2 separate regions of the Homo sapiens genome follow, and region 2 is linked to region 1. A link is a loop called in an ENCODE intact Hi-C map of the cell type or tissue named here. Cell type or tissue: heart right ventricle. All regions are shown on one strand. Links, peaks and the distances in the headings refer to the core of each region. The heading gives the core; the rest is flanking DNA. Region 1 overlaps S100Z (S100 calcium binding protein Z). Region 2 holds the start of SNORA47 (small nucleolar RNA, H/ACA box 47).

The links. Peaks named below come from ENCODE experiments on the same cell type or tissue, not always from the same donor. Only the 100,000 strongest peaks of a DNase experiment are listed, where the experiment ranks them.
Region 2: a loop joins it to region 1, with 6 times the contacts of the local background. A loop is called at or near these places in 36 of 110 quality-filtered maps.

What each region holds. Positions count from the first base shown.
Region 1 is chr5:76,866,065-76,871,443 of GRCh38, reverse strand. S100Z (S100 calcium binding protein Z) reads right to left here. Exons shown (of 5, transcript NM_130772.4): 2 at 1,160-1,278. Among named protein-coding and RNA genes, the nearest start is that of S100Z, 19 kb to the right of the region's middle. RefSeq lists an enhancer at 399-1,096. In heart right ventricle, for the core only: a CTCF peak has its summit at 3,161; a DNase peak (open chromatin) is centred at 3,183; H3K27ac peaks cover 343 bases.
Region 2 is chr5:77,075,647-77,081,025 of GRCh38, reverse strand. It overlaps ZBED3 (zinc finger BED-type containing 3), which reads left to right. Exons shown (of 3, transcript NM_032367.4): 2 at 2,298-2,432; 3 at 3,131-5,379. The coding sequence starts at 3,148. The coding sequence ends at 3,852. SNORA47 (small nucleolar RNA, H/ACA box 47) reads left to right here and starts at 455; the gene lies at 455-592. RefSeq lists a silencer at 3,179-3,588. In heart right ventricle, for the core only: CTCF peaks have their summits at 3,062 and 3,266 (motif pointing right); DNase peaks (open chromatin) are centred at 3,255, 3,595 and 3,735; H3K4me3 peaks cover 1,277 bases; H3K27ac peaks cover 1,484 bases.

The sequences.
Region 1 (5,379 bases), core at 124-5,123:
GAGTTAAGATAAAGGGGGCTGTGGAAGCCAAGGTTCTTCTTATGTAGATGAAACCTCCAGGTAGCAGCCTTCAGAGAGAATAAATGATAAATGTTTCTTTTTGGACCTTAAAAAGTGTCAAATTCCTAGTTAATTTCTCCTAGATCTGGAAAGGCCTAGCTGCATTAATGGAGATTCTCTATAGATGCAAAATTTCCCCCATAAAAGACGGCTTTACAGGACCATTTCAAAATATGTCAGAGAAGTCTATTTTGGGGTAAAATATTTTGATTTCCTTCATGGTCTGCTATCTGTCATGTGATGCTACCAGAGTGAGGTTGGAATTTGGTATCCCAAAAGGAAAGAGGTACAATGAGGCCTGTCTGACCTCTCTTCCCATCAAGGCCTGGAATTCAGTTGTTCAGGTTTCTCTGGGGTCCCCTGGGCCAAGAGAGGGTCTGTTCAGTCAGTTGAGGAGCTTAGGATTTTATTTTATTTTTTTCTTTGTAGAAATGGAGTCTTGCTATGTTGCCCACGCTGGTCCCAAACTTCTGGCCTCAAGCAATCCTCCCACCCCAGCCTCCCAAAATGCTGGGATTATAGATGTGAGCCAGCGTGCCCAGCCTCCTCCTCATTTTTTAAAGCACTTTCCCCTCTCCAGCTCTTAAATGTTGTTCCCACTGTGGTCTCAGCTACTCCTATAATTTCAGTCTCTCCCAAGATTATATTTCTTGGCCCAGATCTGTCTGCTAAGCTCCAGAACCATCTATCCAACAGCCTGCTGGACCACATCTCTACCTGAATGTCCCACAAGCTTTTCAAACTCAATTCGGACTGTCCACTAAAGAAAAAAAAAAATCAAGCTTTTAGAAAGTTAAAACTAGTTTTACTCAGGAATCTTACTGAGGACTATAGACCAAGGTCTACATCCTGGGAGCAGCCCTTCAGAGGGGTTCTGTGAGACTGCTCCAGCAAGGTAGCTCCACCCGCAGCTTCTACACAGGCCTTGGGGGTTCACTACATGCAAAGTCACATCAAACTTGCAGAAGTTACATTAAAGCAGAATCACATCAAGGTTTGTGTATAAGAGTACATCTGGTATAGATTACAGAGGCATCATCCCTAACCCCATCAGACATTATGTTACCTATAGGAAAAGGCATTAATTAGGCTTATTTACCTATTAAGGAATGCGATGACTCAGCCGAGACACGGGACTGTATGCTGTATCCTTTGTCTTCAAAGCATTTTTCTGGAGAGCTGGGTGTCTACACAGAGTCAGGGGCTTGTGAAATTACACTGGCAAGCAGAAATGAGTAAATACGTCTTTTTACGTTTTCTACTTTATCTCACGGGACCTAAGCAAAACTCATCCCCTCAGTCATCTCAAACATCCAGTTCCTTGGTCACACCAGCTTCTGTCACAATTTTTTTTTTTTTTTGAGACGGAGTCTTAGTCTGTCACCCAGGCTGAAGTGCAGTGACAGGATCTCAGCTCACTGCAACCTCTGCCTCCTGGGTTCAAGCAATTCTCCTTCCTCAGCCTCCTGAGTAGCTGGGATTACAAGTGGGCACCGCCACGCTGGGCTAATTATTTTGTGTGTTTTTAGTATAGATGGGGTTTCACCATGTTGGCTAGGCTGGTCTTGAACTCCTGGCCTCAAGTGATCCACCTGCCTCAGCCTCCCAAAGTGCCGGGATTACAGGTGTGAGCCACTGCACCCAGCCACAATTCTTAAATACCAGCTAAACTGGTCCACTTCTCTCCATTCTTCACCACCTTTGGGGCCTTTTAATTTTTGGTCCCTATTACTGCAGTGGCTTCCTTACTGCTCTTTCTACTTTCTACCATGCCCCTCCATTCTCACGTCTATTCTGCTGTCAGAGAAGCTGATCTAAATCACAAATCAACACCCACGCTCCTGGCCATTCAAAGGGTTGGCCCTGCCTGCAAACTGACCATGGTGTTGGGAGCTCCCATTCTTCCATGCCTTTGCAGGTTCTGAGCACACTGTGTGGAAAGCTAATTCCATCTGCTCCTTTAAGATCAGTTCAAATGTCATCTCCTCTTGGACATTTTCCTGCACTCTTCCCAACTACCCACCCCACATCCCCCCATCTCTGATAGGTGCCTTCTCTGTCCTCTCCTATTTCCTACCTTATGTTTGTTTTTCTCATCATTGCACTTACCATACATTCCCAACATCACGTTTTTTTTTGTCTGCCGTATGTTCCCCACCCTCCACACTTTGAATGAGTTCCTTGATGTCAGGGTTGATATCTGGTTCATCTATGCATTCCACAGCATTTAGCACAGGGACAGGCATATGGAAGTGCTCAGAAATCCTCACTGATGGATGAATTCATAAACAAATCAATCAGAGAGGGAAACATAAGATTCCCCAAGAGTTGGCCTTGTCTAGTTTAACTGCCAAATAATTATTTGATTGCCTTTATTCCACATAAAAATTTGCTTCATCAAAGGGAGAAAGAGAAACAGACAGACAGACAACAGTCATGTCAATGAATATAAAGAGTTTGAGCTGGATGTGGTGGCTCACGCCTGTAATCCCAGCACTTTGGGAGGCTGAGGCGGGTAGATCACTTGAGGTCAGGAGTTTGAGACCAGCCTGACCAAAACGGTGAAACCCCGTCTCTACTAAAAATACAAAAAGCAGTGAGATGTGGTGGCATGCGCCTGTAGTCCCAGCTACTCGGGAGGCTGATGCAGGAGAATCGCTTGAACCCAGGAGACAGAGGTTACCGTGAGCCGAGATAATGCCATTGCACTCCAGCCTGGGTGTTGCAGCCAGACTCTGTCGCAAAAAAAAAAAAAAAAAAGAGTTTGAATTTGGAATAAAATATTATTTAATTCCAAATTAAGTTGTTGAAGTTATAGATGCACTAAAATCAGTAAATCTTACAGAGTATATGGGTCTCAACAGTATTATATTTATATCATATTTAACCATAAAATAATTTACTCGGAGAACTCAGTTGGCAGGTAAAACTCCTAATAGAATAGATATTGAAAATTGTAATGCTGTAATTTGATTCAAGAGATGAAAATGTGGCTTCTACATCTTGGCTCTTGGGGTTTAAAAGCAAGGTGATTTTCTCTTTGTTTCTACTGGGCTTTGGCAGAGCTAAATATATCCTTTGGTACATGCTGCCCCTTAGTGTCAATCTCCAGGACTGCACCTGGCAGCCCTCTAATTCCCAGAATGCACTTGAAATCCTATTTATAAAGCCCTTTCTTCAGGGGCTTATCTTTATATAACCCAGCCTCAGCCCCTGCCCTCCAGGAGACTTTCAGAAACAAAGGCAATGTCAAAAGGCTCAAAAAGAATCTGTCAGGCTAGAGACACAAATTTACGGGTGACATGAAATCCCAGGAGGGGGAGACACACCTGTTGATAGCACAGAGGGTTATCCTATGCACCTTGCTTGCTCTATTAATTATTTCCATTGCACTTTGCAATTTTGGTATGAGTCATAGCCCTTAGGGCGTAAAGGTCTGAGATAGTGTGCAAAGAATGGGAGAAATGATCAGATTTGGGGGGAGCTTAAAGGTAATGACTGTGGCCGGCCGCAGTGGCTCACGCCTGTAATCCCAGCATTTTGGGAGGCCAAGGTGGGTGGATCACCTGAGGTCAGGAGTTTGAGACCAGCCTGGCCAACATGGCGAAACCCCATCTCTACTAAAAATACAAAAATTAGTCGGGCATGGTTATGCATGCCTGTAATCCCAGCTACTCGAGAGGCTGAGGCAGGAGGATCATTTGAACTCAGTTGCAGAGAGCTGAGATCACACCACTATACTCCAGCCTGGGAGACAGAGTGAGACCCCACCTCAAAAAAAAAAAAAGAAAAAAAAAAAGTAAGGATGATTTTAGAGAAAAAAAACTGGTAAATATCCACAAAGGTGGGAGCAAAAGGAGAAAAGATATTTGTAAGTGAGGCATTGGTCATGGACTCTGAAAGACAAGACGTATGTGAAGAAGAGGCATCCTGTCAACCGGGCAGGCAGACACCCTCCTTAGACTGAGGATACCCCCAGAGTGTCTGAGCCAGGAACTGCCCTGGGGCCAAGACTACAGTCATACAGGAGGCTAAGTTGCTTCCTCCTAAACTCTCCAGTTTTTGTCTTTTTATGTAACCAGATTCAAATGTTCTATCATTTTCCTAGCAACAGCATGAGGAATCTCAGTGGGAGGGACGGACCTCAGAAGGGTGGACACTTTTGAGGGTGGTGAGTATGTTTATTATCTTGACTGTGGTGATGGTGTCACTGGTGTATACAGATGTCAAACTTACCAAAGTGTGTATTTTAAATACGTGCAGTTTATTGTGTGTCAATTATAACTCAAAGCTATTTTTAAAAGGAAAGAAAGAAGCTTTCCTAGAATCGCACAACTATGTCGTAGCAGAGCTGAGACTCAGACCCATGCTTGTCTGACAAAAGATAAAATCATGCAGCCATTTAAAATTAGAATTATAAAGACTACAAAAATGCAAAAAAAATTTCAGGAAAATGGTAAGTGAAACTAACAAAGTAGAAATTATACATATGCTGTAATGGATAAATGTTGTGTACCTAAAGAGGGAAAATGAAATAGTCCTGTGTTACTTAATGACAGAAATATATTCTGAGAAATGCGTCATTAGGTGATTTTGTCATTGTGTGAACATCATAGGGTATACTTACACACACGTAGATGGTACAGCCCACTACACACCTAGGCCATATGGCATAGCCTATTGCTCCTAGGCTATAAACCTGTACAGCATATAACTGTGCTGAATACTGCAGGCAACTGTAATGCAATAGTATTTGTGTAGGTAAATATAGAAAAGGTACAGTAAAAATATGTATAAAAGATAAAAAAAATAGTACACCTTTATAGGACACTTACCATGAGTGGAGGCTGCAGGACTGGAAGTTGCTCTGTGTGAGTTGGTAAGTAAATGGTGAGTGAATGTGAAGGCCTAGGACCTAGGACACTACTATACACTGCTATAGCCTTCATAAACATTGTACAGTTAGGCTGCACTAAATTTATTTTATAATACTTTTCATGGCCAGGTGTGGTGGCTCATATCTGTAATCCTAGCACTTGGGGAGGCTGAGGCAGGCAGATCATTTGAGCCCAGAATTTCGAGACCATTGTGGGCAACATAGTGAAACCCTGTCTCTGCTAAAAATACAAAAATTAGCCGGGCATGGTGGCGCATGCCTGTAGTCCCAGCTACTTGGGAGGCTGAGGTGGGGGGACCACTTGAGGCTGGGAGGTGGAGGTTGCAGTGAGCCAAGATCACTACACTGCACTCCAGCCTGGGTGACAGAGCAACACCCTGTCTCAAAAACAAGCAAACAAACAAAAATTTTTCTTTCTTCAA
Region 2 (5,379 bases), core at 380-5,379, 210 kb before region 1:
TGTGTTACGGTTGTGGCTGAAGTGTCTGAAGAGGTTTCTCCCCCTCCACATTGCAGGGGCAGCTGAAATGCACTCGAGTTTTTTGTTTTTTGTTTATACTTTAAGTTCTAGGGTACATGTGCACAACGTGCAGGTTTGTTACATATGTATACATGTGCCATGTTGGTGTGCTGCACCCGTTAACTCGTCATTTACATTAGGTATATCTCCTAATGCTATCCCTCCCACGCCACCCCACGACAGGCCCCTGTGTGTGATGTTCCCCACCCTGTGTCCACGTGTTCTCATTGCTCAATTCCCACCTATGAATGAGAACATGCGGTGTTTGGTTTTCTGTCCTTGTGATAGTTTGCTCAGCTAACCAGGCTGTTACGGCCTGTGGCCATAGACTGCTGGTCACTCAGCAGATACTGAGACTGAGGATTGTATTGAGCTAGAATATAGCCGCATGATGTGGAGGACTGAGAAGGTGAGGCAGTTTTGCCCCGTGCTGCCTTCCACCGGTTAAGACCTCCAAAATCGAAGGGCTGCCCAGGCAGAGGATGTCCCCTTGCCACCCTTGGAGGGGCAGCGCTGTGCTGGCCGACATTTGTGATGCAGCCTGTCCCTGGCTCAGGTGAGGCTTCCACTAGGTCAAAAGGATTAAGACATCGAAGTCAGTGCTTCTCATCCTTGTGCCCACTTTAACTCCTAACAGATGGCATTCACCTGTGCGACACTCCCTCTGGGCATTCCAGTTTTTAAGGAAACCCAGAGAGGTAAAAAGCATGACAGTAATCAGTCACCTCTGGCACTATCAGGGGCACATCAGTAAGGATGACTCTCAGACTTTGGCACAAGTAAGAGAATCTGCGGGTTTATGTGCAGTTTCCAAGCTTTGGCTCAAGAAAGCATATCAGAATGCAAAGCAATACTCTTGATGTTATAGGAAACGTTTACATCCCTTTTAATTTATAAAGTAAATTAGTCGTAAAGATTCATTATAATAGTCTCTGCACTTTTGTGTTTGTCCAGTAATAAAAAAGGACCTCAGGAAAGATCAGATTCAATATAGAAGGAAATAGAAATTTTAAAAAAGAAAAAAGTATAGGAAAAATTTTAGGTAAAGTTAGATAATTAAAAATGTTTATAACACTTAAATCTTACTCTGTTTAGCAACCATAATGTTATATAACCATAATATTTACTGGCCATAAAAACACTATTCTTGAAGGTGGTCTGTAACTCCTCATCCTACTTTCCCCCACTTTTGAGACTTTAGCAATGTAATACATCTCTTGGGGGAAAATGTAGCCTTTAATTTCTAAAGATTTTCTATGCTAATTGGTCTTTATCATGAGTGACCATATTTAAATCAATGCCTGTGTATCAGAAGACATGTAAATAGCCATTTCTTTGTTAGAAGACGCATGGTACTTGTCTTTTTTGATGATTCTGGTATATTTGTTATCTTTTTAAAAAAATGATATGTTAAATGTCATACCTGATCCGGAGTGGACTTGCTTGGTGGGAAAAAGAATACTTAGGTTTAGAAAAGTACAGTGCATCTGCAACAAGACTATTAGCAACTGAATTCATAGTTTACACTAAATGCTACTGTAACTATAGCAGCTTATTTTTCCTATTCTCATCTTTGTCTTCAGTTTTTCCCAGTTGTGTTTAACAAGAAAGATTCTGGAACTTTGTCATCTCCATGGCTGCTGGTTCAAAATCTGACAGTATGAGCAGCATTGATCTCACTGTGCCTGGGTCTCACCTTGCCCTTGATTTTCTCCCTAAGTTCTCAGAAGAGCTCAAGAAGTCTGTCATGTGTTTTCTTCTCATTGTTTTTCAACTTTCAAAGCAAATTTATCTAGAATCACACATTTGGTCCTTTGTGAACTTATTTCCTAACTAATAAACTTCACCTTTTTCTGTATTCCCTTTTCTTTAATAGGTTATTGCAGTAGTGAATTAGTTTCCTAATAAAAAAGACTGTGCAATGACATTGCATTATGTTTGGATCCTTTTAACAGATTTTGTGTTGAACAAAGCAAGACGTTATTTTATTTCTTTTTCTTCCTTAATTAAAAGTATTGAGCAAACTTTGTATCTTGCAAATATGTAGAGGGGATCTTTTAGTTAGCACAAACAATAAAGAAAACTAATTTTATTTGTTTTATGCCTTGGGTATCTATGAAAGGGTTAGAAAAAGTGAACCAGGGCATGGCGCTGCTCAGTATTTCTAGTATCTGTCTTTAAGGTGGTTTGAATGCATTTCTTTCACTGGCCTGCCTGTCCTCTGAATTTACTCCTAGCACTGCTGATGGTTCTTCAGAACTCAGGAATCGTGTTGCATGCATTGTTTCTACCCACCTGAGATGGTTGGAAACCCTGAGGCAATGACAGGGACCCCAGAATCCTTGGGAAATTACCCACTGTCTAATTTAAAGGTAAAAATTTAGAATGCTGCTTTGGATATTGCTATTTCCTAAATGTGCATATCTTAAAAGCATTGCTTTCAGTACTGCCGATTTTCTCATAAGTAGATTGTTTTTATAATCACAAAAACATATTTTTATCTTGAAAAACATACAGTCTTTGAAAGCTTTTTAAAAGGCTGTTCACCACTGGCTCTTCCACTCCTGAAGTTTAAGAAACAAAATTTTCATTCCCAAAGCTGTCTTTTCTGGTCATTGCTCAAGTGTGCTGTGCAGCACCCAGAGAAGACTGCATAAGGGAGCCTAGCTGTTATTCTGAAGACAGTACCTTTTTTATTGTTGTCGTTGTTGTTATTAAGAAAGCAGAGACTAGTTAAAGCTAATACAGACACAGCACGGAGTTAGCTAGTTCTTTCTGTTCAAGCAGCTTAGCCTCCCGCTATTAGAATAAATACTTGTTGACTGGGGACCCACTTGATTTCAAAGAGGATTCCTAGTATAGGAAGGGCTAGATATTTTTAACAGTTTTTTCTGAGGAATCAACACTTAATACTGAAGATTAATTAGAAAGAAACTTAGACTATCTACACACACTATAGGCTTTTCATCGGTAAGAAAATGGAGGGCGGCATGGTTTCTTAGGCTAACTGTAGTCTAGGAGCTGTGTGCGTGATCCTAACACTCATTATTATTCTTCCCCTGCTCCCCAGCGTGCGGGCGCCGCAGAATGAGGAGTGGCGAGCCGGCCTGCACCATGGACCAGGCCCGCGGGCTGGACGACGCGGCGGCGCGGGGCGGTCAGTGTCCGGGACTGGGGCCGGCGCCGACGCCGACGCCTCCCGGCCGCCTGGGGGCGCCATACTCCGAGGCCTGGGGCTACTTCCACCTGGCGCCGGGGCGCCCCGGGCATCCGTCGGGCCACTGGGCCACCTGCCGTCTGTGCGGGGAGCAGGTGGGCCGCGGCCCGGGCTTCCACGCGGGGACCTCGGCGTTGTGGAGGCACCTGAGGAGCGCGCACCGGCGGGAGCTGGAGAGCAGCGGCGCCGGGAGCTCCCCACCTGCCGCGCCCTGCCCGCCGCCGCCCGGCCCCGCTGCGGCCCCCGAGGGCGACTGGGCGCGCCTGCTGGAACAGATGGGCGCGCTGGCCGTGCGCGGCAGCCGGCGGGAGCGGGAGCTGGAGCGGCGCGAGCTGGCCGTGGAGCAGGGCGAGCGCGCCCTGGAGCGGAGGCGGAGGGCGCTGCAGGAGGAAGAGCGCGCCGCGGCCCAGGCGCGCCGGGAACTGCAGGCCGAGCGGGAGGCGCTGCAGGCGCGGCTGCGGGATGTGAGCCGCCGTGAGGGCGCCCTGGGCTGGGCCCCCGCTGCGCCGCCGCCGCTCAAGGACGACCCCGAGGGTGACAGGGACGGCTGCGTCATCACAAAGGTCCTCCTGTAGGGGTGTGGCCACTTCCCCACCCCAGGACAGCGCTTCTCCGTCCAATGCCAATGCCTTCAGACCCCGCTGGGACCGAAGCCGTAACCGAAGCCAGGCCCGCAGCCGCTACTCACTCGGAAGCTCCAGCTAACTGTAGGATCTTCCACACCCTAAGGCTTCAGCTTGAGAAGCACTTCGAAGCCAGAGCAGAACCAAAACTCACTTCCATGGGGTCACCGGGGGTGCCTGGGCGGCCTTTCGTGGGCATGCACGCAAGGAATTGGGGTGGCACACGGGACACCCGAGAGCTCCAGGAGCCCCGTGAACCCAGACCACCCAGTGCCATGGCCACTTAGGGCTGGGAACCCGAACCTGGTGACTTTGAAAGGATAGAGCTTCATTCCATACCAAAGACTTATCACACCATGTGCCTATACACCCAGCAGCCCAAGGTGGAGGGTGCGTGGAAATGAGAAAGCTTTTTACCCAAAAAAAAAAAAAAAAGAGTTCCTAATGCATAATCTGCCCAACACCAAGTTCTGAAGGGTGGGTGAGGGACGTCCCCTCTAGTTTCCATGACTGCTGTAGACCCGCATCATCTCTAGCCCTCATCGGGGCAGTCCCAGAGCCCGCTTTTTTACTGCCCATATTATTCAACCAATACCAGGTGCACTCTGTCTCCCCTCGGCCATCCTTCCCTTGCTTCAGACCTAATGACAAGTGTGGCACATATGTCCACTTTCAGGCCTCACATCTGCCACCTTAGCAAGACATCACCTCATCCCCTTGTCACTAGGAAGAGGGCTTCTTCCCCACATGTCGTCATAGTGCTCACCTCTGGGCTGAAGGGGAAAGCATCCCTCCGCTTAAGGCCACATCTACCTGTCATTTTCCATCCCATTCCTCTCCCACGTTTACTGGGTCTTTCCTCCTGTAGTATTCCCCCTTTCGCTGTCTCAGTCCCTCCCTTTCCCCCAGGCTCTTCTTCCTCAGCAATGTGCAGTCTCCCTTTCTTACTGAAAAGAAAGACTTAACCCAGAAGGGCCAACAAGTCCTGGCTGCCTATCCTTCCTCCCCAGTTTTTACTCCCTCACTCTGGGTCAGTTTTCTTTTCTTTTTTTCTTTATGTGTGTATATATTATATATATATATACATATATACATATATATATACATATATACATATATATATACATATATACATATATATATACATATATACATATACATATATATATATATATATATATGTATATATAATACTTTAAGTTCTAGGGTGCATGTCAGTTTTCTATGCTTCACCAGACTATTTCCAAGCTGCCACAATCTCCCAGTGACCAAATATGATGATCTATTTGCAGCCTTCATTTTGCTTAATCTCTCCCTTGAAATTGCTCTCTTGGTAGGTGGATCCTGTTTTTCCTTCAAAGAATTCCTTTTCCTGTTGCATACTGGTTCCCAGTTTTTCCATAGGCCTCTTTTTTTTCTTATTTTTTTATATTGAAAAATTCCACACATCCAGAAAAAGTTGAAAGGCTAGCACAATGA